4 separate regions of the Homo sapiens genome follow, and all the other regions are linked to region 1. Evidence: chromatin contacts called from ENCODE Hi-C or POLR2A ChIA-PET data. All regions are on one chromosome and are shown on one strand. Each heading gives the region's core, a stretch centred on a gene start or an enhancer-like site at or near the end of the contact. The rest is flanking DNA. Distances are from core to core; before and after follow the strand shown. Region 1 overlaps LINC00299 (long intergenic non-protein coding RNA 299). Region 2 overlaps LINC00299 (long intergenic non-protein coding RNA 299). Region 3 overlaps LINC00299 (long intergenic non-protein coding RNA 299). Region 4 overlaps LINC00299 (long intergenic non-protein coding RNA 299).

Evidence for each region. A loop is a pair of places that touch in the nucleus more often than their neighbours do. ChIA-PET counts read pairs that join two places held with the same protein, here RNA polymerase II (POLR2A). Pooled maps may share reads with other maps.
Region 2: a map with no recorded cell type shows a loop between it and region 1 (2.9-fold over the local background). The contact joins two enhancer-like sites. A Hi-C loop is called at or near these places in 1 of 168 maps with a recorded cell type or tissue (GM12878), 23 of 37 single-sample maps with no recorded cell type and 14 of 50 pooled maps. POLR2A ChIA-PET finds 5 or more read pairs at or near these places in 1 of 52 experiments (GM12878).
Region 3: a loop to region 1 is called in a map with no recorded cell type, with 10 times the contacts of the local background. The contact joins two enhancer-like sites. A Hi-C loop is called at or near these places in 1 of 168 maps with a recorded cell type or tissue (IMR-90), 7 of 37 single-sample maps with no recorded cell type and 8 of 50 pooled maps. POLR2A ChIA-PET finds 5 or more read pairs at or near these places in 1 of 52 experiments (activated CD8-positive, alpha-beta memory T cell).
Region 4: a loop to region 1 is called in a map with no recorded cell type, with 4 times the contacts of the local background. The contact joins two enhancer-like sites. A Hi-C loop is called at or near these places in 1 of 168 maps with a recorded cell type or tissue (PC-3), 1 of 37 single-sample maps with no recorded cell type and 2 of 50 pooled maps. POLR2A ChIA-PET finds 5 or more read pairs at or near these places in 1 of 52 experiments (T-cell).

The regions. Positions count from the first base shown.
Region 1 is chr2:8,297,220-8,303,405 of GRCh38, reverse strand. It overlaps LINC00299 (long intergenic non-protein coding RNA 299), which reads left to right. Exons shown (of 9, transcript NR_034135.1): 3 at 3,613-3,730. Among named protein-coding and RNA genes, the nearest start is that of LINC00299, 28 kb to the left of the region's middle. RefSeq lists enhancers at 1,015-1,074, 2,180-2,736. Within about 2 kb of position 1,250, at least 17 of the 41 ENCODE cell types and tissues checked have a DNase peak (open chromatin) inside an H3K27ac peak, as active enhancers do.
Region 2 is chr2:8,056,152-8,062,722 of GRCh38, reverse strand. LINC00299 (long intergenic non-protein coding RNA 299) reads left to right here. Exons shown (of 9, transcript NR_034135.1): 8 at 2,318-2,375. Among named protein-coding and RNA genes, the nearest start is that of LINC00298, 83 kb to the right of the region's middle. Within about 2 kb of position 3,867, at least 2 of the 41 ENCODE cell types and tissues checked have a DNase peak (open chromatin) inside an H3K27ac peak, as active enhancers do.
Region 3 is chr2:8,115,255-8,121,929 of GRCh38, reverse strand. All of the region lies in intron 7 of LINC00299 (long intergenic non-protein coding RNA 299), which reads left to right. Among named protein-coding and RNA genes, the nearest start is that of LINC00298, 140 kb to the right of the region's middle. Within about 2 kb of position 1,934, at least 9 of the 41 ENCODE cell types and tissues checked have a DNase peak (open chromatin) inside an H3K27ac peak, as active enhancers do.
Region 4 is chr2:8,071,954-8,078,178 of GRCh38, reverse strand. All of the region lies in intron 7 of LINC00299 (long intergenic non-protein coding RNA 299), which reads left to right. Among named protein-coding and RNA genes, the nearest start is that of LINC00298, 98 kb to the right of the region's middle. Within about 2 kb of position 1,543, at least 3 of the 41 ENCODE cell types and tissues checked have a DNase peak (open chromatin) inside an H3K27ac peak, as active enhancers do.

The DNA of each region.
Region 1 (6,186 bases), core at 1-2,500:
ACCTTTTGGTGCTACCATGCTATGCATTGAGGGTCCAGGATGTGTAAGGCACTAGCACAGCACCTGAGATATTTTTGAGTGGTGGGGCAGAGAATGTGGTACAAAAAGATGAATGAGGCTGGATGCAGTGGCTCACGCCTGTAATCACAGTGCTTTGGGAGGCTGAGTGGGGAGTATTGCTTGAGGCCAGGAGTTTGAGACAGCACTGAGGGTCCAGGATGTGTAAGGCACTAGTACAGCACCTGAGATATTTCTGAGTGGTGGGACAGAGAATATGGTACAAAAAGATGAATGAGACTGGATGCAGTGGCTCACGCCTGTAATCACAGTGCTTTGGGAGGCTGAGGGGGGAGGATCGCTTGAGGCCAGGAGTTTGAGACCAGCCTGGTCAACACAGCAAGATTCTGTTTCTTACATTAAAAACAGCAACAACAACAACAACAACAACAACAACAAACAACCACCCATGAACAAGATCTAAGGAGTGCAGGGAAGGCAGTGGGTGCCTCTCAGCACACAGTGAGGCTGGTGCGCTGAGAGGTTTCCCCTCATTGGGATTTCTTTGTTCTCTTTGCTATTCCTCCCATTCAAGCAACCCTTTCTCTGCTCTTCCCTAGGTAAGGGGTGTGAGAGCAGAAAGACAAGCAGTCCTCTTTCGGCTGCAGTGACCATTGGGGTGCTCTGCCCAGGTCTCCCCGCTAGCTGCAGTGACAGTTGATGATGGCCATGGCAGAGCCCGCACTGGATGCCCCCTCCTGCTGCAGGGAATGGCCTCTTTTCAGGTCATATCCCCCAGGTTCTGAAACTGACCGAGGAAGGAACGCAAAGGCTCGGCCCTCTTGCCTCAACTTGGGACAACTCTGATGGGCCGTCCCAGCTCGAGAGCGCCACTTAGGATTGGCTGGGGGTGGCTCCAAGTGTAGCCTCGTTGCAGCCAGCTTCAGCTTCTGCAGCATCCTGCCTTTCTCACTTCTTTACAGGAGAATCTCCCGAGAACACCCTCTGATCAGCACTCTGCATGCAATTTCCATCTCAGACTCTGTTTCTAGGAAGACTTTCAGGCAGCTGACACTGGACGTGGTTGTGAGTTGCAGGCCCTAATGAAAAATTGGAGAGGAAGCAGGTGGCCGGCTGATGAAATGATAACCAGAAGGCCTGTGGGCTTGGGTGGCTGAGGCTGAGGCTACTGAGTGTTGAAGAGAGAGAGGCAGAGGCGCAGGATGACTCATCACTGGTTTCAGGCAAACTGTGAAAGCCAGAGCACTTCCTTGGCAGCATTTAAGAAAACCCCGATGATCTGCAGCTGGAAGGCAGGTTGGCTGGAGGACCAGTCTGAACCCTGAGTAGGTTAAGTTCTCAGTCCTTCAGACACAGGGCTCTAATGGGAAAGAGGTGAGACCCTTACACTTAGGGTGGGAGCCCTGGACAGTTGGGAACCCTGAACACTTACATGCCCCTGAGTCCCCTGGGCCTGCAGAAATGGCCTATTTCTCATGTCATGTAGAAGATTGTAGACTGCTTGAACCTGGGAGGCGGAGCTTGCAGTGAGCCCAGATTGCACCATTGCACTCCAGCCTGGGCAACAGAGCGAGACTCGGTCAAAAAAAAAAAAAAAAAAAAGCAAGACTTTCCTTTTCTGAAGATCATACAGAGGTCTCAAATGAGGTAGGTATCATACAAGACAATGCTTGACCCATCAGGATCTACCCTCATCTTTCCTGTTGGCAAAACCAAAGAATAACAAGAACCAAATCTCAGCACAGCCCGACTGGGGATGAGCTGGGCTGGCTTGGCCAAAAGGGGATATCAGGTGAAGGAGCTGTGGGGTCGAGCTAATATGTTGCAGAGGACCTGGGAATATATTCATGGGATTGGATCAAAGAGTGTAGATATAAAATCGAATAAGGTTGAGTTTATTGAGAGGGAGCAATCTAGGTGGTACAGGATTAAGCATCTTGGTCAAGATCCCTGGAGAGAATGCTAAGACTCAACTCAGATGTTGCTTAAAAGCCTAGAGAAAGCAGTGACCCACACTCAGGCAGATGGTGGAGAGAGGGACCAAATGGCTCAGAGAAGTGGCCATGCTGGAGTGGACATGCTAGCATCCATGGTGCTGACTATCTTCACGAGATGGCCTGGAGGACTTCCCATGTACAAAGGAATGCACTGGTGAGAGTGGCCCCAAAGTCACTGAGCTCAGGAATGGCTGTGCTCTATGTGCCAGAGCTGATGACAGATGATGAAATCACAGAACTGGCTCCTGGTAGCAACGGGGATGACAGGATCCTGGGATTACAAAGGCCAGGTGGTATGCTCACCATTGGATGCAAGGCAGAGGCCATGATCACAATGAGAGGCAAGATCAGTGGGGCACCCAGGGGGTTCCTGCCCTGCAGAGAGCTCTCAATAGGCTCATTGTTTTAGGAAGGAGATAGATGGGCACCCAACAAGGGCAATGCTTAATTTCTACAAGAAAGCACGTGTGGATTACCAGGAGGTACAAAAGTCAGGATCTTTTGCCTAGTTTCTTGAATGGAGCTAATTCTCAGCCCCAGAATCTGTTGACTGAAGGAGGAGCAGAGCTCTTCCCAGGAAGGATGGTACCATATTACAGCAGGTGCATTCAGCAATAATTCCCCCACTTCTCTCCTAAAGGTATCTAGGACATTTATTTAGGCAAATGCACACTGGGGAAAGACGAATGCCTTAGCTTTTCAAGGACTATTAAGCTAACATTGATATTTGGAGACCCAAGATGCTACCATAGCCCTCCTATTAGACTGGAGACCAGGAAGGCAGGTAATAAATGGAATCTTTTTTCAAGCCTAGCTCACATTCTTCATTTCCCTGGTTCTCTAGTATAATAGGAGTGAATGGCAGGTTCATTGGCAGAACCTGCACGTTGGCTCCTTGGCCTAGAATAAAAGATGTTGTAGTGGGGTAGGCCTCTTCCCCTACGAGATCGTAAACCACAGATATGACCACATCTTGCGTTGATGGCAGGAATGTCAGACATGAGTGTTACCCTCAAAGACTTAAAGGATGCAGGGGCTGTGGCCCTTGCCATAGCCTCATTTAATTCACCATGGTGGCTGCCCCTCACACAGACCTGGTGGGCCATGATGGGGGACAGTAAATATCCATACAGCGAGTCAAGTCATATCTCCACCTGCAGTGGCTGTGCCAAGCATGGAACTTTTGCTAGACAAGATTAAACGGAGTCTTTGGCCTCTCTAAGGAAGCTATTGACTTGGTGAACTGTTGTTTTTCATCCTTGAACAAAGGAGGATCAGAAGCAGTTCACATTGACCTGGAACAAACAAAGAATACTTTTATGGTCCCATTCCTGGTCCATGTGAACTCTCTCACTTTGTTGCTTAAAAAAATTCTTATTTATGGTTTATTTTGCATATTTGTTTCTAAAACAGACTCCTCATATAATAAATAAAATCATAATATTTTGATAATGGTAGAGACTAAATCATACAGTTTGTTGATTTTATATTTTTAAGTGCATCTTTAGTTTTTAAATGAGGCAAATTTCAGTTGTCTCTGAGGAGCTTAGAATTATCCAGTTATTTTTTAAGCATGCTAACTTTTGTTGTTTTTTAGTCTGAAGTCACCTGCCCTATCTGGACATTCCATAGACTACCACTTTTACCCACGACTTCGATGTGGCATGCTCATTGGACCAGATAAGCAAGCAGTGGCAAGTGGATTGGAGGTCTTGGTAAGCCACATGCATAGCGAGGCTGGGAGGTCAGCCCTGTGAAGACTTAGAGGCCTTCCACATTGGTGGAGTTTTTAGGGACTTAACAGGAGAGTCCCTCCAAAGTAAAGAGAGATTGCACTTCATACCTCCTCCCATTAAAGAGGTAGCACAGTGCTGAGGTGCCTCTTTAGCTTCTGGAGGAAGCATAGTTGGCCCTCGTGAACACATTTTGAACCCATTTTCTGGGTGGTGTGGAAGGCTGTCATCTTTGATTGGGACCCAGAAAGAAAAGCATTCTCAGTAGGTCCAGGTGATGATGGTGAAAGTAACCTTGTCATTTGTGCCATACGACCTGGACAACTGTATGGTACTCTGTGGCATTTATGGTGTGGTGTGGCAGAACTTGACGGCACTGCATGCACGTATGATACATCACAGAGGTATGGAAGGGACATCATGTGGAGCTCATGGCAAGCCCTGGGATAATCACTGCACTCCTGGCATTCTGGAGAAAGGCCATGCCATCAGCACCAAAGAATACATCATTTGAGAAGTGGCTCCTGGTGTGCTTCTCAGCCCTGATAGAGATGAAGCATTTCATCATGCGAGGTTGAGTAACCACATGGCTGGGCTGGTTTCTGTCAGACTCAATTGCTTATACACTTGGGTGGGCCCAACAGAAGGGGAAGTAGGATATCTAGGACTGAACATGAGCAGGGCCAGAGAGAACAAGGAAGTTGCACAAATGGTTTGCTTGGCCCTCAGGTCATCCACCACTCTTGTTCTGCTCTTTCTCCATCTGCTTACACTGATCGCCTTCTCTCAGGCCAGGATGGCTTGATTCATTGGCGCATGTGCATTTAATATGGATTGCAGGCAGCAACACTCAGGGATGGCCCTGGGAGACAGCAGTGAGGGGAAGTCTTCTGATGCACTTCCATCTGGGGAGGTCCTCTGGTCATCCACTGTGTAGGGAAAGTGAGGTGGCCTGAGGTAAGCATATGTGCCCTGTGACATTTATGGCAAGGCTCATGGGCAGTAGGATGTTAGAAAAAGAGAAAGATTGGAACACAAGAGACAAGGAAGTCTGGGGCAGGGGCCTGTGGATGGACCTATCAGGGTGAGTGCAGGGTGTGAAGATCTGGGTATCACATGGTGATCACCAGCAAAGAGCACTCACTGTGGAAGGGGCAGAAACAACCACATAGGCGACTTGGCTGATGGACATTAGTGAGCCTGTCATTGTCTCACCCAGTGCAGGAACAATGGATGCCCTAGTTGCAGAAATGAGGCTGTGCAAGAGCCCATCAGCACAGGCTCCCACTCTCCGTGGCTCTTCTACATGCTGCTGCTGCTGAATGTCTAATCTGTTGGCAGCAGAGACTAGCAACACCAAGCCCCCATATTAGTCTTTTAAAGAGACTAATCAACTATTTGGTAGCAAGTTGGCTCTGTGGACCTTTTCTCCCATGCAGGGGATAGAGACTCCTCTAGACCTGGGTCATCAGATAGTCTTGGCATAAGTTTATCTTTCCTGCCTGCAGGGCCTACGCCAGCATCACCATCCACCAACACAGGGTTCCACCTAACAGTGCTTTAGGTCAAGAAACCCATTTTATCGCAATGGAAATTCAGCAGTAGGCACATAACCATGGGTTCCAGTTTCCCCATCGCATATGACGTCACCCAGAAGCTACCAGCTTGACAGAGAGGTGGATGAGCCTTCTGTAAATAGTTAAGGGCCCAGATTAGAGATGATATCCTATGAGGATGGGCCACTGTCCTCCAGGACAGTGCACATACTATGTCAATGCTGCTGTGTCCCAAATAGGTTGGAACCAAAGAAAAGAATAGTAGTAGGAGCAGCCGTACTTAGCAACACCCCCAGTGACCTACTTAGGGAATGTGTGCTTTCTTTCTCTGACATATGAGGTTCTGTGGGTGTAGAGATCCTGGCTTGCAGAGCAAGGATGCCTCTGCAGGAGGACACAGCAAAAGTCCCAACGAACTTTAATTTACACCAGCCACTTTGTCACTTAGAGTCTTCATGACAAGGATCAGCCATAAAGGAAGGGAGATATCATCCTGGTGGGCACAGCTGGCCAGGGGAAGTGGGGCTGAGGATGCACAGGGCCAGGGCAGAATTGATTGTTGCTCAGAGGATGCACCGGGGTGTCTCTTGGTGCTCCCATGCTCAGTTTTAACTACAAGTGGCCAAGTGCAGATGTCATAGCTTGCAAAGGGAATGATAACTAGAGGTGCAGACCCTTCAGAGATGATGGTCTGGACTGCCTCACTAGGCAAGCTACGTAGACCAGCAGAGGTGCGAATTGAGGATGGGGGGAATCTCCAACCAAGGGTGGAGGAGGACAATGATGAATATTGGTTATAGCCTTGAGATCAACTGCAGCAATGGGGGTTGAAATTTATTCTACTAATCTTCCCTTGTAAATTTCCCAGGTAACCAGTTCAAC
Region 2 (6,571 bases), core at 2,618-5,117, 240 kb after region 1:
TTACAGAGAGAAATGATTGTAAGTACCAATAGAGTCAGCTGACAGGGCTAAAAGTGCTTTTGAACAGTGGAAGAGAGTCGGGGATTATATTCCATAATAAGCATTATGGAATGATCTGCTCTTTTGAAAGGTGTCACGTACATATTTGATAAATACATAAAGACCAAATGAAAAACGAAAGCAAAAAGGGACTCAGGTAGTATAAATAAAAGTCCATCTACCCCAGGGAGAATTGTCTGGGGCCAGGAAAGAGACCTGGGAAGGATCGCCTGTGAGAGAGGGAAGAGCTGGGGGTCTGAGAGCCCAGTGGGAAACAGTGGGAGCCAGGGAGCCTTCTGAAGCCCAGCACGCATGAAATCACCAGCAGAGTGACGCTGCCAGGCCCAGCACGTGGCAGGGTGGCAATTATTCTGAAGGTTTTCACCTTTTCTATGGAAGTTTGGACAACGATGAGAAAGCACTACTGATGATAAAAAGAAAGCCAACAGATTATAGCATTTACTTTGCAAAAGCACAGTTTTGAACATCTTTCCAGAGCTCTACAGTTGGGAAAGTTTAAAAATGAAAGCTTATAGACAAGTGAGTATAAGTGTGTGCATGCCGCCTTCAGCTACGTGGGTGCTTGTCCCCACACCTAGGCTGCTGTAGAAGGGACTAGGAGCAGGATGTCATCCTTCCTGGAGCACAGCAGGCCTGGTCCCAGGATCTCTGCTCCTGCTGTTTCCCTAATAGAAAGTATTTCAGACAGAGGGCCTAACATTACCCTTTATTTTCTAAGGTTAAACTGTCGTATTTGGAATCTTGCTGGAGCAGAGTGTATACCTAATCACACCTAACTCATGCTAGCAAATCCCTAAACATCCACCCAAGTACAAACCTAGAGCAGGAATGAAATAGTCACAGTCGAGGGCTGGGACTGGCTTGCACCAGCTCACAAGAGTGGACTGTTAAGTTTTCAGAAACTTTGTGACCCAGTTGTTATACACAGGCATTGGTAAAATTTAACAAGTTAATATTAACCAACAAGGAAAAGGTTATATAAAAAGATAATATTCAAAATTCATCACTTGCTAATCATTTGACCACATGTTTCCATATCCCACAATCTAGCGGTTACTCCTGTTATTTCTGTACGGTGGAAATACTATACAGCATGGGCTACTGTTCATTTCTTCCCTACTTGCAGTCTGCGATGACATATTTATGGTTTTGAATCCGTCATGGTCGTTGTATTTACACCATGGAAATTGGCAAATACCACAAATCAGGACCTGTTTTTCTCCAAAGACCTGGTTGTTAGACATTAGCGGCATACCACTGTGTATTGGTGACATCTTCTGACAAGTTGCACAAGGCGTGCAGACTTTTTCTCTGGACGTGTCTGTGGTTGGAGTAACCACAAAGAACAGAGAGATGTGTCCAGTCTCTCATGTTCAGAAGGAGTTATGGTAGTCTGAAAATACCCAAGAGAAAACTTCGGATAAATAAAACACTTTACCTAAATCTGTAAACCTTCCCTCTCCTGTCACTTGCCACCAATGGTTAGCTACTCGTGTATTAATATTTTCTTTATCTCTGGTGAATTTATGCACCATGTTTTACACTAGTTGGACCAAAGCCTACTGTGTGTTAGAGACTGGTTAATATCCTAAAAAGCTCTGGGAAGTGAATATACAGAAAAAAAAATGAGTTTCCTTTAGAATTTAACAATGTAGTTACTAAATGTTTTAAACTTACTGAATATCTCTTTGGTAAAAGAGCAAGTCCACAAACTTTGGGATCAGATGTGGATTCAAATCTCAGCACTGACATGGTTCCTCATTTAGCTTATTTGTTGAACTCAGGAAAGTCACATAGCTCTCCTGACCTTCTGTTTCATCTTTAAAATGAAGGTAATAGTGGCCACCTTGCACACCTGTGCTAAAGGGTAAATGAAATAAGCTATGTGAAAGAAATGAGGGCATATATGTCATAGAAATGATTGCAACATATTAGGTATGGGTATGAATAAACATTCCGCCTTCTTTCATTTTGTTTTTATTATCCATGCTTGTCAGAGAATTTTCAGGTAATTCACATCTATTATAAAATATCTTGGTAATCTGGGACAAATAATAAAATAAAAAAGTAACAGAGTTGGATTAAACCAAAGATTTTTCCAGTGCTAAAATTTATATGAATTTAAGTGCATCCTTGCATTTTATTTTCAGTATATTCTACCTTAGAGACAAAGAAGTGGATAGCTTGGGGAAGGAGGAGAAGAGAGTTTCACAAAACATGTAATGCAGTTTAAAATCTCATTGTTTCCTTGGTTTAGATTTTGTGAACAATTTGGCATGAGGAGAGAAAGGAACCTGAAGTTTTTAGCAAGGAAGGTAAGTTTCAGTGAGTTTGATTTTGGTGGGGGGCTTGGTGGGGTGCTTCACTTTCATTTTGACTTTTTCCAGATGAACTCCCAACTTAGAGAACATTTTAGAGGGCATAAATATGTGTGAACTGAAACTAGAAAGCAGTCTCAAGAACACAGTGAAAAATAATATTGAGGGTGTTTAATGAAAAAGCCATCTGGAAAAGAGTGGTGAGGTTTTCCACAGTAAAAAACAACTTATTATTATTGATTCTGAAACTACATATTTCAACCCTCCAAATCTTTACTTTGATTGTAAGGACTCTTTAGAATTCTTTCCAAATGCATCACACCTTTCTAAGAACTTGCGAAATCACCTACTCCAACAGCTTCTTTTTATGGATGAGAAAACTAAGGCTGATAATTGGAAGTGATTTAGGGTCCAGAGTTGAATCAGGATTACGGCCGGGGGCTTCTAGTTCTTAGTCCAGAGCTTTTTCCATTGAACCATACCTCTGTACCTCGGGTAGACCTGTATGCTTTACATTTCTTGGTGTTCACTTGCCTACTTTGTTCTGGATTGAAGGAGGAAGACAAGGAGGAAGAGAAAGAAGAAAAAAAAGGAAAAAAAAAGGCAGACTTCATATGTCCCTCCCAACTCTTTTTTTATCCACCTCTTAAAGGCCAAGGTTATTTACTCATATTTTAGTATTATGTTTAAGCAATAAAAAGGTGTTTTTATTAAAGGGTCAGGTAAATAGAATTTTTAAAATACCTAGGTCAGTAAATGAGATTTCAGTCATTGTACAGGTGTCTTTGACTTCTGCACTTTCTATAGTGATGGCTGCACCAGCACATTCAGAGGTGTTTGGCACATGTTCTAGCCTCTGGACGCTCCGCTTCTTTTGAATTGACTGAGGGATGTGCACGGGTGGGAGGAGTCCCTGATGTTGACACAGGTGTTGTCTTTCTGGATCAGTGTTTTTTTTTTTTTTAATCTAGAGTGTTTCTGAAAAGAAGAGGGATTTCATTCATTGTGTACCTGTAGACTGTGTGTCAATATCTGTTTATTAACTGCTTACTTTGGATTTAGAGTTAATCTTTGTATTTACATACATTAGCTTAGGGACCTGAATAACTAATTGAATATGTGACATCTTTTTCAGTCATTGAGTTGATGTTGATTCTTATTGGTTTCTTTGATCTAAATATGTTAAACATGTGGAACATGTAAAATGATACAAAAATTCAGGCATACCCTCAAGAGAGGTTTTAATTTCCTTAGTAAAATCTAATCATTCATTTATTTATTCATCCAATCAGTGACATTAACTGAGAGTCTACTACATGCCAGGCTCTGTGCTAGCTGTTATAGGATGCTAGAGAGGAATAAAACATTCTTCATTCACTTCCAATAAATCTCAGACCAATAGGAATGACAAGGCAGATGTACAAAGAGCTTTAAAAAAGGCAGGAAATGATAACAGCTCTGAAAGAGGAACCGATTTTGCACAACTGGATCAGAGGAGAGAAAGAGCACTTCCTCTCTGGAGGCAAGACATAAGCACACGACAAAGTTTATGTTGGACACATTGTATTAAGTGCCAAAGGAGTGTAACAAGAATAACAATAACAAAAACAAATGGCTAATTTTAGCACTGTTTCATTGAATTGGCAGTAGGGGAAAAGGCCATTACACTTGGGACTGAAAGAAGAAATACTTGTTGTCTGTATTTAGACTTCTCTATCAGAAAGTCTAGCCCTTTGCTAGGGGAGTTGTTGGTTTTCTATTGCCCAAATCTTCCCCAAAGAAGCACAGGAGGGCCTGCATGACAATACTCCAACAGTGATATTTTTTCTAATTTACATCTTGTGTAAATATTTTCTGATGCTTCTTACCAAAAGAGTTTCAGATAAATGGTTTAAATGTTGTGGCAGACAGATCTTAGTAGGGTGGCCCTATGGTCTTGCCATTTAATCTTTTCCTGTGATCAGGCTATTTTATATGGTAACAGTGATGGGATATTACAACACACAAATACACACACAAACATACACACACACACCCCATCTTTATAGCACACATAAGACTTCTCTCCCTTGGAGGCTTGAGGAAGGAATCTGCCATATTGCAAGAGAGTTTATGGGAGGGCAATGCAACAAGGAACCATAAGACACCTGTAGAGTTGAGAGCTGCCTTAGCCAACAGCCAACAAGAAATTGGGAATGTCAGTTCTGCAAATGCAAAGAGATGAATTCTTTCAACAATCTGAGGGAAATCTGAGGGAAGTTAGAAGCAGTTCTTCCCCCATCCAACCTCTGATGGAAGTGTAGCCCAGACCGCACCTTGATTGCTGCCTTGTGAGATGCTAAGCAGAGGAAATAGCTAAGCTATGCCAAGACTCTTAACCCACAGAAAAAGTAAGATAATAAATGTGCTGTTTTAATCCACCATTTTGTGGCGATTCATTATGTAGCATAGAAAATGAATACAAATGTGAGAGCCAGATACATGAGGAGTATTTCTGTGAAGTTAATAAAAACACTTGATCCCTTCTTACCTGTAAAATAGTATATGGCTATTATACAAATATGACTCATTTGAAAGAACCCCAGTAGAGACAACTGAGAAACCAATTGATCATTCATGATTCATTATAATTCTAAAAAACTGAAGAGAAAGGAATACTTTCAAAATCATTTTAAGAGGTCAACATTAACAATAATAATTAATTAATATTGTTAAAACACCCACACTATCCAAATTATTCTATAGACTCAATGCCATCTCTATCAAATTTCCAAGTTCATTCTTCATAGAAATACAAAAAAAGATCCAAAATTTGTATCAAACCACAAAAGATTCTGAACGGCCAAAATAACCTTGAGAAAGAGCAAAGATGGAGGCATCACACTGCCTGATTTTAAAGTATACTACAAAGCCATACTAATAAAAACAGTATGGCTGGCATAAAAAACAGGCAGACACACCAATAGAACAGAATAGAGAGCCCAGAAATAAACCCACACACATACGATCAATAATTTTTGACAAGGCGCCAAGAATCCACAATGAGGAAATGATAGTCTCTTTAATAAATATGTTGCCAAAACTACCTGAAATTATAAAACTCTTAGACAAAACATTTTGGGAAAAGACTCTTTGACATTGGTTTTGCCAATGACTTTTTGGAAATGATACCAAAAACACAAGCAACAAAAGCAACAATAAACAAATGGGACTAAATAAAACTAAATACTGCTGCATGACAAATGAAACAATCAACAAAATTAAAAGACAACTCTATGGAATGGGAGAAAATATTTGCAAGCTATAGATCCGATATGGGGTTAGTATCCAAAATATACAAGGAACACATACAACTCCATAGCAAAGGCCCAAACAATCCAATGAAAAAGTGGTCAAAAACCTGAATAGATATTTCTCCAAAGAAAATGTACAAGTAGCCAACAGATACATGGAAAGGTGATCAACATCACTAATCGTCAGGCAAATGCATGTCAAAACCATAGCGAGATACCATCTCCTACCTCCTAAGATGCTATTATTGAAAAGACAGAAGATAATAAGCATTGGCAAGGATATGGAGAAAAGGAACTGCTTGTACTCTGTTGATGGGAATGCAAATTGGTACAGATACTAATTAAAACAGTATGAAGACTCCACAAAAATTAAATTTCCATATGACCCATCAATCCCACTTTTGGGTCTATATCCAAAGGAAGCACAAGAATCAGTAGCTAGAAGAGATATCTGTACTTCCATGTTTATTGCAGCGTTATTCAAAATAACCTAGACATGGCAACAACTGACATGTTCATGAATGAATGAATGGATAAAGAAATTGTGGTATACATATACAATAGAATATTATGCAGCCTTATAAAAGGAAGGAAATCCTGCCATCTGCAACAACTTAGATAAACCTTGAGGACTTTATACTAAAGTAACATAAGCCAGTTACAAAAGGACAAATAATGTATGATTATACTTGCATGAGGTATCAAAAATAATCAAACACAGAAGTGAAGAATGCAATCATGGTTTCCAGGGGCTGAGTAGTGGTAGAAATGGAGAGATGTTGATCAAAGGGTACAAACGTTCAGTCACATGATGAACAAGGTCTGGGGATCTAATAGCCAGTATGGATGGTGATGGATGTGTCATTGATTATGGTAATCAATACATTATATATACCTACA
Region 3 (6,675 bases), core at 685-3,184, 180 kb after region 1:
GTGGGTTCTAAAATAGGTTATGGCCACAGCAGGAATTGTCCTGCAAGACAGCTCTCAACACCTAACCCGCCTTTGCACATCAAAGGACATTAAGGTGCTTTTGAAAATCTCATTCTTGGTGACTATCATAGTTAGAAGGGCCTTTTTTTTTTTTTTTTTAAGATGCTTTAAGAAAAGCAGAAGGCAGAATACCTAGAGGCAACACTAAAATGAATCAGTAACGGATTTAAGCTCGAATGCTTACAAAACCACCCAGCCCAGCAGATTCCAAAATTCACCCTGGTTACACCGTGAAATTCTTTTTTCTAAAAAAGGCCTGCCATTGGAAAGCCTGTTATACAAAATAAATAAATAATATAGCTACGCCAGGGATGGCGAGGAGCAGTGGATTCCCACCCACTCTCCTCTCCCCATCTACCTTCCAGGCACCCCCTCTCCACCCACAGCCCCTTGCCCAGTGCCTCTCACGGATAGACCTGGGTGGGCTCTGAGGTGAGGAGGCTCCCTTCAGGCAGCTGAAGGTCCCCCTGAGCAGTGTCAGCCAGAAGCATCCCATTGCTCAATGCCTGGGTAGACCCTTCCATCCACGACCAGGGCAGGGGGAATGAATGCCCTGAAGACATGATTTGTAGGACTAAGTGTTTTAGTGAAACTTGTGATTCACAGATATCCTCATAGAATTCCAAGTATGCATTTTCAGCACGTATTTTTTCGCAAACCCAGTGTCTGGCCCATACATGAAAATTCTCAGATAATGATGAAATGTTCTAGTTGAATTCCAGGCAGCAGGAATGGAAATCTCCTATAAATGTACCTTGCCCTTCTCTCTGGCATGCAAGGATCAGTGTTGGGATTCAGCCTCTTTGGCATTCCTCCTCTTTATGAACACGTTCATAGAAAAAGGAAAGTACTATTATTAAAATAGATTATCTCTGAGTTTAAGTATGACTGTGTGTGTGTAGATACATACATACTTAACTATATATCTATCTAGTTAAGTCACTAACTAGTGACTGTGTGTATAGATAGATAGGTAGTTAAGTATGTATCTATCTATACACACACTTATATATGTATATGTAGATCTTTTTTCTTTTTCACTACTGACCACCAACAACTGACAATCTGGAATCCTGACTGCTTTCATAACTGAAACCAAGGGTTTGTTGAATATTCAAAAGTTTACACAATGTTCGGGAGTCCTAACGTCGAATCTGAGCGTCTCTTAGAAAGTGTTCTTACATTGAACTTCGGAATAGGGTGATATTTTCCGTTGATCAGTGAAGGAGGATTCTGATTTCCATGTGGTGTCCAATCCTGCCTTCCTGTGATGAGCTTTTAAAAAGCATAGAGAACTTTTGAAGGCAACAAAGGGAGGCTCTTCTACCTGAAAACACACACACTCTCTCACTGCAACCTGCATGCCTTTTATAGTGACAAACTGTAATTGTTTAAAACTTGGCTCTCTCCTCTTCCCTCAGTAAGAAGTAGAAGTCTGCCAGTTTGAACTTTAATGGTCTCAGCTGTTTTGGAATGGTGTAATCACATTGTGAGATTCATTTTACAGCTGGACCAGTGAATCATATTCATTCACAAAACCAGTTTTACCTGGTTGGTTCCAGTTTTCCTCTATGTGCACTCACAGGGGCATAGATTTACCTCTGGCCTTGACCAAGGAAATGTTTAATCCTGGAGGAAATTGTCGTTGTGGTTATTCTGGGGCTCTGTGCAGTGTGCCTGCTCCCCGAGGAGCTCTCTAGCCAGATGAGAAAGGGGGCTTGTATTGGGAGCATTCTCAGACACACTGAGAAAGTCTTGCATATGCAGCAATTTTAGTTTCTATTTCTGAGAATTTTGTCAGGAGTCTTGACAATCAATGAGGACTGAAAACAATTAGTCACAGTTGTGGATTTCTCGTTAGGTTCACGGTCAGAATGTGCTTCACAGGGAAAGGCACGTCTGAAGGCAAAGAGCAGGGCTGTGCTGAATGCGTTTTTTCACCGGACAATGGGATTTCAGTCTGTGGCTCAGGAAACATTGTGACATTCCCTTTGTTTAATCAAAGTTCTTTCCAACTCTCAAAGGCTGGCTGATTTGAGAGCCGCCTTATCTTCCCTATCTCTGATAGACGATGCAGTTGGTGTTGAAATTTTTACAGCTAATCTGAGCAAAATGTTTTCAAGCAGTACAAACACAGCCAAATGATGTCGTTCTTATGCTTGTTATCAATAAAAGAAATTTCCAGATTTCCCTGAATCAGGCAGGGACTCTGTTTTCTTTCATTCCTTCCAGTGCCCAGGTGAACTCACATAGATTCAGAAAGCAGGGATTCAGGAACAAGGAAACAAGCCCTCCACTGCTGGGAGAGGCGTGGGGAAAACTGAAACAGGGGAACTCTCGGAAGAAATGACAACCTGTTCCTCCTGCCTTTTGGGATCTTGCGATGTGGGCCCGGATTTGCTTTATATCATTTTCTTGTTGTTCCATGTCACGTGGAAGAATGGTATGTTGGGAAGAGGATTCCGTCCATGCTTCCAGAGAGCTCCATGTGTGTTCAGCGCAGAGCAAGTGCTGCCCTGCAGCTGCGTGTAGGTCAGGGAGAGATAGCCTTGTGGGCAAGCCAGAGTTCCAGAAGGTTCAGAAGGCCCAGACAATTCAGAAGTTTGCTTCAGCGTGTAGCGGGTGTGGGCATTTCTTTCTAGTTGGTAGTGGGGACTGGAGGAAGCCTGGAGCTGCTTTGGAGAGGGGTCTTGGAAGCTTGGCAGGGATTCGCAGGGGAGGGAAAGATGCTCCTCCCACAGCACTGGGTAGATAAGGACACACCCACATGACCCAGCCCGCGTCTAAATGGCTCAGGCAGCCCTTCAACCCAGCACACCATGGAATCACTCTATTTCCTGGGCTCTTCTGTTCAACCTCCTGCATTTCTGTTTTTTTATCTGTAAATTGGGGCTAATACTCACCTTCCAAGTTTGTTAAATAGAAGTTAAATAAGATTTATCTATAAATCTTGCATCTATCTATCTTTCTTTTTATCTAACTATCTGTCCATCTGTCTGACTGTATATCTATCTGTCTATCTACCATGTCTGGCGCATAACACACGAAGTTAGGGAGGCACCAAAGCTGGAATAAACATTGGTTCCCTTCTCACTGTGAGCTCCTCTGCTCCCTTTTCCAGCCTCCATGTATATAGCCTCAGATTCGACAGAGCAGGATTGAAGTTTTTGCCTGTTAGTTTGTTTTCTTTGTCTTGTCCAATATCTCTTCTCCATGGCTCCGGGCCTTCTGCTTTGCTGTTTTAAGCGCACACTGAGCTCACCAGGGAGAACCTGTGTCTGAAGCCACCCCCTGCGACTGCCCTGAGCAGAGTCAGTTTTCCAGGCTCCATGTAGTGTCCTCATCCTGCATTCTTCCTTCACACCCCCCAAGCCTCCTTCTGCCTCTGCGCGATCCTCTGCGTGGACGCATTTCAGAGGCACGGACATCATTGTAACAGAGGTGGTTTCATATCACTTCCTTGTCTTTTGTTTCCCAGCCTTGGAGGAGGCTGTCTGCAAACACTGGCAGTATTCTTAGAGGAAGCTTGGGTTTGGGGCCTAGACACATCCAGTCTCCATGAAACGATGAGAACAGCTGTCCTGAAATGACAGAGCAAGAAACCTGCGCAGCAACAGCCTCAGAGAGGCCCCTTAATATACCTTCTCTACTATGAAAAATCAGGTAAATTGCAAGCATGGCATGAAAACATATTTGCTTTGCTCAAATCTTATACGATGTATTTGGAACAAAGGCCGCCTGAGGGAAAGGCATGCTGGTTCCACATCTCAACTCTGCTCCTTGCCTGCTTTCTGTTCAGAATTGGAAGGAGAATGATGGGAAGCTTGGGGAAGGTGGACAAAGTGAGCTGGATGCAGCTTCACTCTGTGCACACATTACCTTTTAATAATTTGATAATGAAAAGAAGAACTGGAGTCAGGAAAGATGGGCTGCAGAGATGGGCTGTAGGCGGGTAGCAAGGATGACAGGAAACCTTGGGAGTTTCGGGATCTAAAGTTGTGGATTTACAACCAAATATTTTTTCCTTTCCTTAACATGACTCTAGCTCTGTGCTTTGGACTTACCTGGTAGCCCACAGCTGCTGCAAATTGATTTATTTTCTTATGATCCTTGAAGCCGCCACTATAACATCAGACACACTGCTTCTCAGGCTGTTTTCTTAAGACACGTTAAGGTTTTTGTTTTGTTTTGTTTTTTTCGTTTAGTTTCTCTTATTCTTTCTACCATCTGGTATATTAGGGTGCAAAGGATGGCTTATAACTACTCTTTTTCCAAATAGAGATTGTTTTGAGATGTATGTGCTTGGGGAAGTATTGGGGGAAGATGCATCATGTGATTACCATAAAATATTCCAAGACAACTGTTATACCGGACCGTGAAGCCTATTGCTTTCTCTTAAAAATACCTTCATCAATTCCCTTTTTTGGTTACTATTTCTTTTTTTTTTGAGAGGAAGTCTCACTCTTGTCACCCAGGCTGGAGTGCAATAGCGCCATCTCGGCTCACTGCAAACTCCGCCTCCTGGGTTCAAGCGATTCTCCTGCCTCAGCCTCCTGAGTAGCTGGGATTACAGGTGCCTGCCACCATGCCAGCTAATTTTTGTATTTTTAGTAGAGATGGGGTTTCACCATATTGGTCAGGCTGGTCTCGAACTTCTGACCTCAGGTTATCCACCCGCCTTGGCCTCCCAAAGTTGGTTACTATTTCTCATCCTTTTAAGACAAGGTGAGTTGGGCCAGAAATGAAGAGAAATCTGCCCTGGCCTAAGGGGTCTAACTCCCTGCTCCATTAGGTAACCGGGCAGCCATCCTCAGAGCTGAGCCAAGGCATGGAAACGTCTCCAAGCAGTGGAGGTGCACCCTAGGGAGGTCACTCTGTGCTGCTTGGTCCAGGAAGCTGTCTGCTTCCTCCCTTGGAAGGAAGAGCAGAGCTACCGTGAAGGAAGGAGCAATGCAGAGGACAGGACTGAGGTGTGGACAGCCCAGCCCAGTGGGAGGAGCATAGGGTTTGGAGCCGGGCAGACCTGGTTTCAGTTCCCTTTCCACCACTTTCTAACCCTCGACCGAACCATTTCATGCTTTTGAATCTTGAGCATTTCAGGTATTCAAGGAGTCGAGTGCTAACCACCTCATAGGAGTGTTGTGAGGCTGGAGATGGATGAGGCCACGTGTGTACAACCTCCTCTATGCCAGCATAGGGTAGATGCTCATGTGGTATCTATTGTTGCCATTACTTTTTGTCTGGCAACAGTAATGTTGGAATCTGGTTAAGCAGAGTGGTAGGAGCCTGTCTGGAAGGGGTCATTGTTTTTGTATGAAATCTCTCCCTCCTGCTCTTTCCCCCTTTGGGGGATGTTTCCTGTGGACTTGCCAGCTCCATCTGCAATTCTGAATTCAAGACTCCATTTGTGGGGGCTTCCAGAGCCTTCTGGAAGGCTCAACTTGTCCAGTTTACTAACTCTGAGAATGCTTACCTGCACGTTATAGCTAAATTGCTCATGAGAGCAATTTGTAACATCACCCTGAGGGAGAGGCCACATCAATAAAAACACGGGATAGAATGGGGTTGCCTGGAAGGGGGTGGAAATCATGTAAACTCACATGAACAGCAGCTGTGTTTACCTCTCTTGGACTTGGGGGTTTGAGCATCACCTAAAATCTGGAGTCCCATGGCTCAGGAAGGCATCTCAGTGTATGCTCTGAACCATGGGGTGTTACTCCCGCTTTTCAGCCTGGGTTTGATAGTAGCCCTAGAAATCCAGTCACCCATAATTTGCATTGCCAACAGCACATTTCCAATTAAAAGCACAAGTTTGTGGGTATGAATCATGTACTTTGTATAAATTCTGCTATGTGACGATTTATTTTCTTGACACCAAATAAATTACACACAGTGAACTTGGCCTACTTTTACACCTCCTCCTCAATGGATTCTGGGTGAGCATAAAGGGAATTGATTAGAATGACAACTAATTTACTGGGTGATGAGGACCCCATAATTTGGACCCCGTAGGCAAATTATTTTAAAGAAGTGAGGAGTCAAAATAGCTTTTATGAATCAAAGGGTTTTATAATTCCTAAGGGTCCTTCCAGTTATAAAAACTCACCTACCACGTGCAATACAAAGGTTAACCTCCCCAACGGGAACATCAAAGCCCCAAGTCAGCCCACACTTGAAATCTTGAAAGAGGCACTCATTACACACAGCCCTAGTGACCTACTTGCCAGGACCGGCTTCTCTTCCCTGTGCACTGAGGAAGTACAAGGAAGGAAGAATTTCAAAGAAAAGTCTGATTTTGAAACCTACTTAATTGTAATAAACTGATGTCTTACTGGCCTGTTTTTAAAGCTAGCTTTAATACCAAGTGTCCCTTTAAAAAGAAGGCATTTTACAAGCCGGGTGGCATATAGCATGCTCCTGGGTCCTGATGCTATGGACTGACTACGGTTGACTTTCCTTCCCCTGTTACCTGGAACAAAGACCATTAGAATTGAGGTCACACAATCAAAAAAGCTAGAAGTAACCATGAAGCCCCTTCCAATCCTTACCTGTGCAAATGAAGAAACTGAGGCCCAGGACCAGAGAGAGCATTTTTGTTTTCCAGCACACACAGCA
Region 4 (6,225 bases), core at 294-2,793, 230 kb after region 1:
TCAGAAGGAGAAGAGAGAAACAAACAGAACAGCAGCAAGGGAGGCTCAGGAGCAGTGGCTGACTGTGTAAGTGTTCCAGAGACTCACCAGCAAAGAACACAAGACAGGGACAGCCGGGTGGGGAATGGTGACCAGCCCTGAAGTGGGCTGTGGCACTAGACTAGTGGACAAGTTCAAGTCCAGTGCAAAACAAAAACACGGGCCCCTTGTTCTAACATTCATAAGACTTTTTCGATGGTGACAACCGAGTGAGTATTAAACTAAGCACAGGACTCTCCTCGGTGCAGAGCCTTGTGTGACTGTACAGCTCCTATGGCTACAAAGCTGGCCCCACACAGATGACAGCCAGCCAGGATGATGCTAAATTCCAGGGTTCTGAGAAAGGATATTAATACTTGGGCTGTGAAAGGAGAGAATCAGGATGGCAGATAGAGGAGCATCTGAGCAAGTAAAAATTCTTTCTTGGCTGGGTGCGGTGGCTCACGCCTGTAATCCCAGCACTTTGGGAGGCCAAGGCGGGCGGATCACGAGGTCAGGAGATCGAGACCATCCTGGCTAACACGGTGAAACCCCATCTCTACTAAAAATACAAAAAAAAAAAAAAAATTAGCCGGGTGTGGTGGCGGGTGCCTGTAGTCTCAGATACTCGGGAGGCTGAGGCAGGAGAATGGCGTGAGTCAGGAGGCAGAGCTTGCAGTGAGCCGAGATCGCGCCACTGCACTCCAGCCTGGGTGACAGAGCGAGATTCCATCTCAAAAAAAAAAAAAAAAAAAAAAAAAAAACTTTCTTTTTTTAGATGGGGCTTTTGGAGAATGGTTTTGTCGTTGTGGTTGTTTGTTTGTTTTCAGAAAAGAAGTTAGGCAAGATACAAAGATTGAAAATGCTGGAGAAAGAGCCTGATATGGTTTGGCTGTGTCCCCATTCAAATCTCATCTTGATTTATAGTTCCCACAATTTCCACTTGTTGTGGGAGGGACCTGGTGGGAGGTAACTGAATCATGGGGATGGGTCTTTCCCATGCTGTTCTTGTGATAGTGAATAAGTCTCATGAGTTTGGATGGTTTTAAAAAGGGGAGTTTCCCTGCACAAGTTCTCTTCTCTTGTCTGCCACCATGTGTGACATGCCTTTTACCTTCCGCCATGATCGTGAGGTCTCCTCAGCCACGTGGAACTTTGAGTCAATTAAACCTCTTTTTCCTTATAAATTACCCAGTCTCAGATATGTCTTTATCAGCAGCATGAAAATGAACTAATACAGGGCCATAGTCCATTCAAATCCAGAACTAGCATGTTAAACCTAGGTAGTTTCATTTCAGGAAAGCTACCTGATGTCTCCAGACAGGGCAAGAGGTGTAGACATACTTTGATCTGGGAAGCCCAGGGAACGTGCTCCAGGCCCACACCATTGTGAAAGACAGTAAACCTGAATGTCTGTGTTCAAGTTTACCAAATCCTGGACACCAACAATCAGAAAACATACCTTTAAACAAAAAGGAAGCAGGTTTAATGAAACCGAAAGGAAGGAGCCCTTCACACAGTGGTTAGAAATCAGCCACTGGCTGGGGCAATCAGACGTTAAGTAACAATTACTCCACTCTTTTAAACTGCCTTGGTTTTACTTTATTTTTTTCTAATTCATACTACATTTAACTGTTTAGGTTATGAAAGCTGATTGTGGAAGTAGGTCAAGTGTATTAGATAAATTGATGGGTGACTGATATGCATTGGGTTGTATGTGAACTTGGGAAGCATGATCTATTTGCTGAAGTTCACACTCAAGTCCCCCTACAGGGGGTCTTCTGAGTCCAATATCAGAGAGACGACATGGAAAACATGGGAGAAGAATTGATTCATTCATCAGCTGGGATTTAGACAGACACACCCAAAATCTGAATTTCTACTTTGCCCCTAATAGCAGGATAGCTTGGAACAAACTCCTTTTGCCTTGATCTGCTCACCCTTTTCTTTTTTTCTGAGGCAGGATCTCACTGTGTTTCCCAGGCTGGAGTGCAGTTGCACCAGCACGGCTCATTGCTGCCTCAGCCCCCTGGGCTCAAGCATTTCTCTTGCCTCAGCCTCCTGAGTAGCTGGGACTACAGGCATGTGCCACAACACTCAGCTAATTTTTTATATTTTTTGTAGTGATGGGGTCTCACCATGTTACCCAGGCTGGCATCCAACGCTGGGCTCAAGAGGTCCTTGTGCCTCAACCTCCCAAAGTACTGGGATTACAGGTGTGAGCCACCACGCTGGGACTTCGGCTCACCTTTAAAATGGGGTTATGACAACAATTCCTCATGAAAGGAGTGAAGATGGAAAGATTCCACAAAACTGAATGTCACTAGGCACACTGAAGGAACTCAATAGAGTTTCTTCTCCCTTTTTCATTACACGTTATGGAGAGAGAAAGGCCTAAGAAGCAGATGTGGAGGCTTGGAGGAAAATAAGAAACATAAACACGCACACAGACCAGGAGAGAGACTCAAGCAAAAGACAGACAAACTATGTTGAAATGACACATTCCACACCGGAGCCAGGGGCTTCTCTGCCAGTGCTCTCTTCTTCCTTTTCCCATTTTTTTTTTTTCTGAAATGAAGTCTCACTCTGTCACCTAGGCTGGAGTGCAGTGGCCATGATCTTGGCTCACTGCAACCTCTGCCTCCTGGGTTCAAGTGATTCTCCTGACTCAGCTTCCTGAGTAGCTGGGATTAGAGGCATGCCCCACCACGCTGGCTAATTTTTGTATTTTTAGTAGAGATGGGGTTTTTCCATGTTGGCCAGGCTGGGGTCTCAAACTCCTGACCTCGGGTGATCCACCCACCTCAGCCTCCCAAAGTGCTGGGATTACAGGCGTGAGCCACCTCGCCCGGCCTCATCTTCCTTTTCTTAAAGAACAAATACAGTTATGCTTGTAACACATGCTTTAAACCCTTGGAATCCTCCCATGCATATTCTAGCAGACTGGTAGAAAGTGGACCAGAGACACAGCTACACTTCGATCATAGAAAATGTTTGGTTACTTGAGTCTGTCGGAAAACATGATGCCAGCCTTCCACAATAGAACTAAGCAACTCCAATTTTATCATTATGATGGACATTGAGGTTGGTTATAGTTTTAAAAATACCCTTTATTGAACCTGAAATTTGTAAATGTTTATTATAGAAAATTTGGAAAATACATTTAACTAATAAGAATAAAATGAAATCTGTCTATACCCATTTCCCTTTTAATCACTTTAAATATTTTGATGTATTTCCTTCCATCTATTGTACTTTCATATGTACACAGTTGAGATTATATTGTGTCATTCACCCAATTTTACTCATTAATATTATAAATATTCCTCCAAATCGTTATAAACTTTTAGACAACAAATATATTATGGCTATAGGCTATTCCACTGAATGTATCTGCCATAAATTATTTCACCATTTCCCTATAGTTGGACATCTGAGGACATTCCATTTTTATTTTATGATAATAGTAAACATTATGACAATGACAAATATCTTGCTGCATAAAAGTTATTTTATTGATGCTTTTCGGGTTTTCTTTTCTTCATAATTATTGGTACAATTGTAATTACCAGGTCAAAGGACATTACTATTTTTAGACTTATTCTGTGTGTGTGTGTGTGTGTCTAATTAAATTCATTTTCTAAAGCATTGCACCACTATATACTCTCAGGAGCAGTATATGAGCTGCACACATATCTTCTAAAACAAAGTGTTGTTTGATGTATGTGAACCTTTCTGTGCCAAGGCTGAATCTTAGCAAACAATGGCTATTTTTCCTGCCCAGTCTTTGGGATTTCATGACTTCTGGATGGTCAAGAAGATTTGCAAATATTTTCTGCAAGTGACAGCTTTGAAGCATTGAGACAGGGGGAGGTTTCAGGTAAGAGTTACGGGAACGTACAGGAGCAAAGACTGGCCTTCTTGGGAAATGTCCAAGGCTTTAGGCAGATTTTAATTGGAACAGGAGCAATTCCTTTTTCTGCCGTGATAAGTATCGTACGTTTCTTTTTGTCTGGCAGCAACTTCCATAGTACCATCAGATACTCTCTACTATCTACTAATTTAATCTGTCATACTCTGTGCCACCATACGTTGCTGCTTATATTTAGAATCAGCTGTCTCCAAATCCCAGGCATATTTCAAGCCCTACTAAGCCAGAGAATGTGTGTTATGACCCCGTTGTTATATAAAACACATACACACATATATTTTAAGAACCCACCCTGAAAAATATGGCCTTTGCTTAAAAAAATAGGAAAAGAAGACAGTTTACACTGCTGTGTAGCAAAGACCATATTTTCTCGTATTTAGGAACAAAGACATGTCAGGCTTTATTGAGCACATCACTAACTATATAACTAGCGTTAAACACTCTATTTGCAACTGTTGCTGTGTATTTTGTGTGTGATTATCACCCCTAGATCTGCATCCTATAAAAAGATATTTCTGTTTGCTTAATTATAAAGCTCTTTATGAACAGGCTCATCTGTAAATAGCTTGGTGCAGCTGAAATAGAAATATAATTATAATGAAGGCAGATGTTTGTGAGATACTGGCTCATGAAACTTGTTCAGAATCTACAAAGGAGAAACGTTGTGAGCCTGTGTTTACTGGTGGGCCAAAGCTGGGAGCAAGGAGTGTTTACTTCCATACTTATTTTAGAGTCCTCTTATTTCCTCTCCACCTTTGCCTTCCTAGGTCTCTGTAATTTGGAATAGGCGTGGCTTACCTCATCTCATTACTGAGCTGTGGGGGAAACTGATCTACATAAGAGACTGAGACAAGGCCAAAAAAAAAAAAAAAAAAAGAAAAAGAAAATATAATCACTAAGTTGAGTTTAGGGGGAGGAAGCAGAGTTTTTGGCCATGGTGCCATCATTTCTGTAATGTGGGTCAAGTTTTAATGGCTTGGAATTTGGAGTGAAAGATTTTGGTGTGATCAAGAGGATGTTTCTTCAAGTGATTAAAATTTCCTTTCTCTAAATGCAAATTTTCTAGAAGACACACACAAGAAAGGCCTAATGTGTAGAAAGGAGAAGGCTAAAAAAATGCTGATGTAACAGCTTTTATTTTTTTTTCCCCATTCTGGAAAGTGGATAGATATACTGATAAATGACTCTGGTAAACATAGGATAACACTGTAGTTCGTATGAGATTTTAAAATTAAAAAAAACCATTTGATCAAAGCATTATTTTCATTCTGATAATCATTTGTTTGATTTAAACCTCTTTGAATCAAATTAAATTTTTCCTGAATTCCTTTGTAAGTGGCTATGGTTTTAAAGTCCCTATATTTATTTGTCCGAGCTTTCTGAGTTATTATTGTGTTTGGGTCTTTTTGGCACTTTGAAAGTGTTAGTGCTTAATTTTTAATATTCTAATAATTGAATGAATTAAAAAGCAGGTTAATCTCCCTAAGATAATCCACCTATGGGCACATTCTTTATGGTCACACTTTCAAGCTATTTACGGCTAGGTGTTGGTATTTCAGAATTTGTGTAGGGAGATTAGCAGGCATTAATAACTATGGCTTTCAAGTGTAAATAAATGTGAATTATTTTCCATGTCTACCTCGTGTATTGAAATATATGTGTCCCTGCGATACTGAATATGAATTGTACCTTTAAAAATCCAGTTAATTACATTTTAACTATTAGATAAGATTTGGAGTCTTATGGAGGATCATGAATTCTTTCATAAAATGACTAATTTATTTTATTTCTTCATTTCTATCTACCTCTTTATATGCAATTAAGTAGACATAATAGATATTACATCTGTATAAACCTATGTATTTATATATCTCATATACAACTATTCTCATTGTATGTGTTTGTATGTGTATATATATTATACTGATCTTGTATCTTTATGTTTCTCACACTCGAGCACACATCATCCCCCAAAATTATTTTGCCACATGTACTGGCAATCGGAAATCAGTAATTATGAATGTAAATATCTATTGTAAAAATAGTATTCCTGAATTATCTACCATCTTAAGGGAATAGTCTCAGTAAGTGAATTTGTTATGTATATATTCCTTCAAATGCCTCTGCTTTCCAAATTGTCAATGTTTGAGTGGAAACCGTTCCACTGTGGCCTGCTGGGAGCTGCAAGTACCCTACATCTCTCAGGTGCCACTTGGCAGGAAGCTCAAGGTGAAACAGCAGCCAGAAATTGCTGTCAGAATTTTCCTAGTACAGCA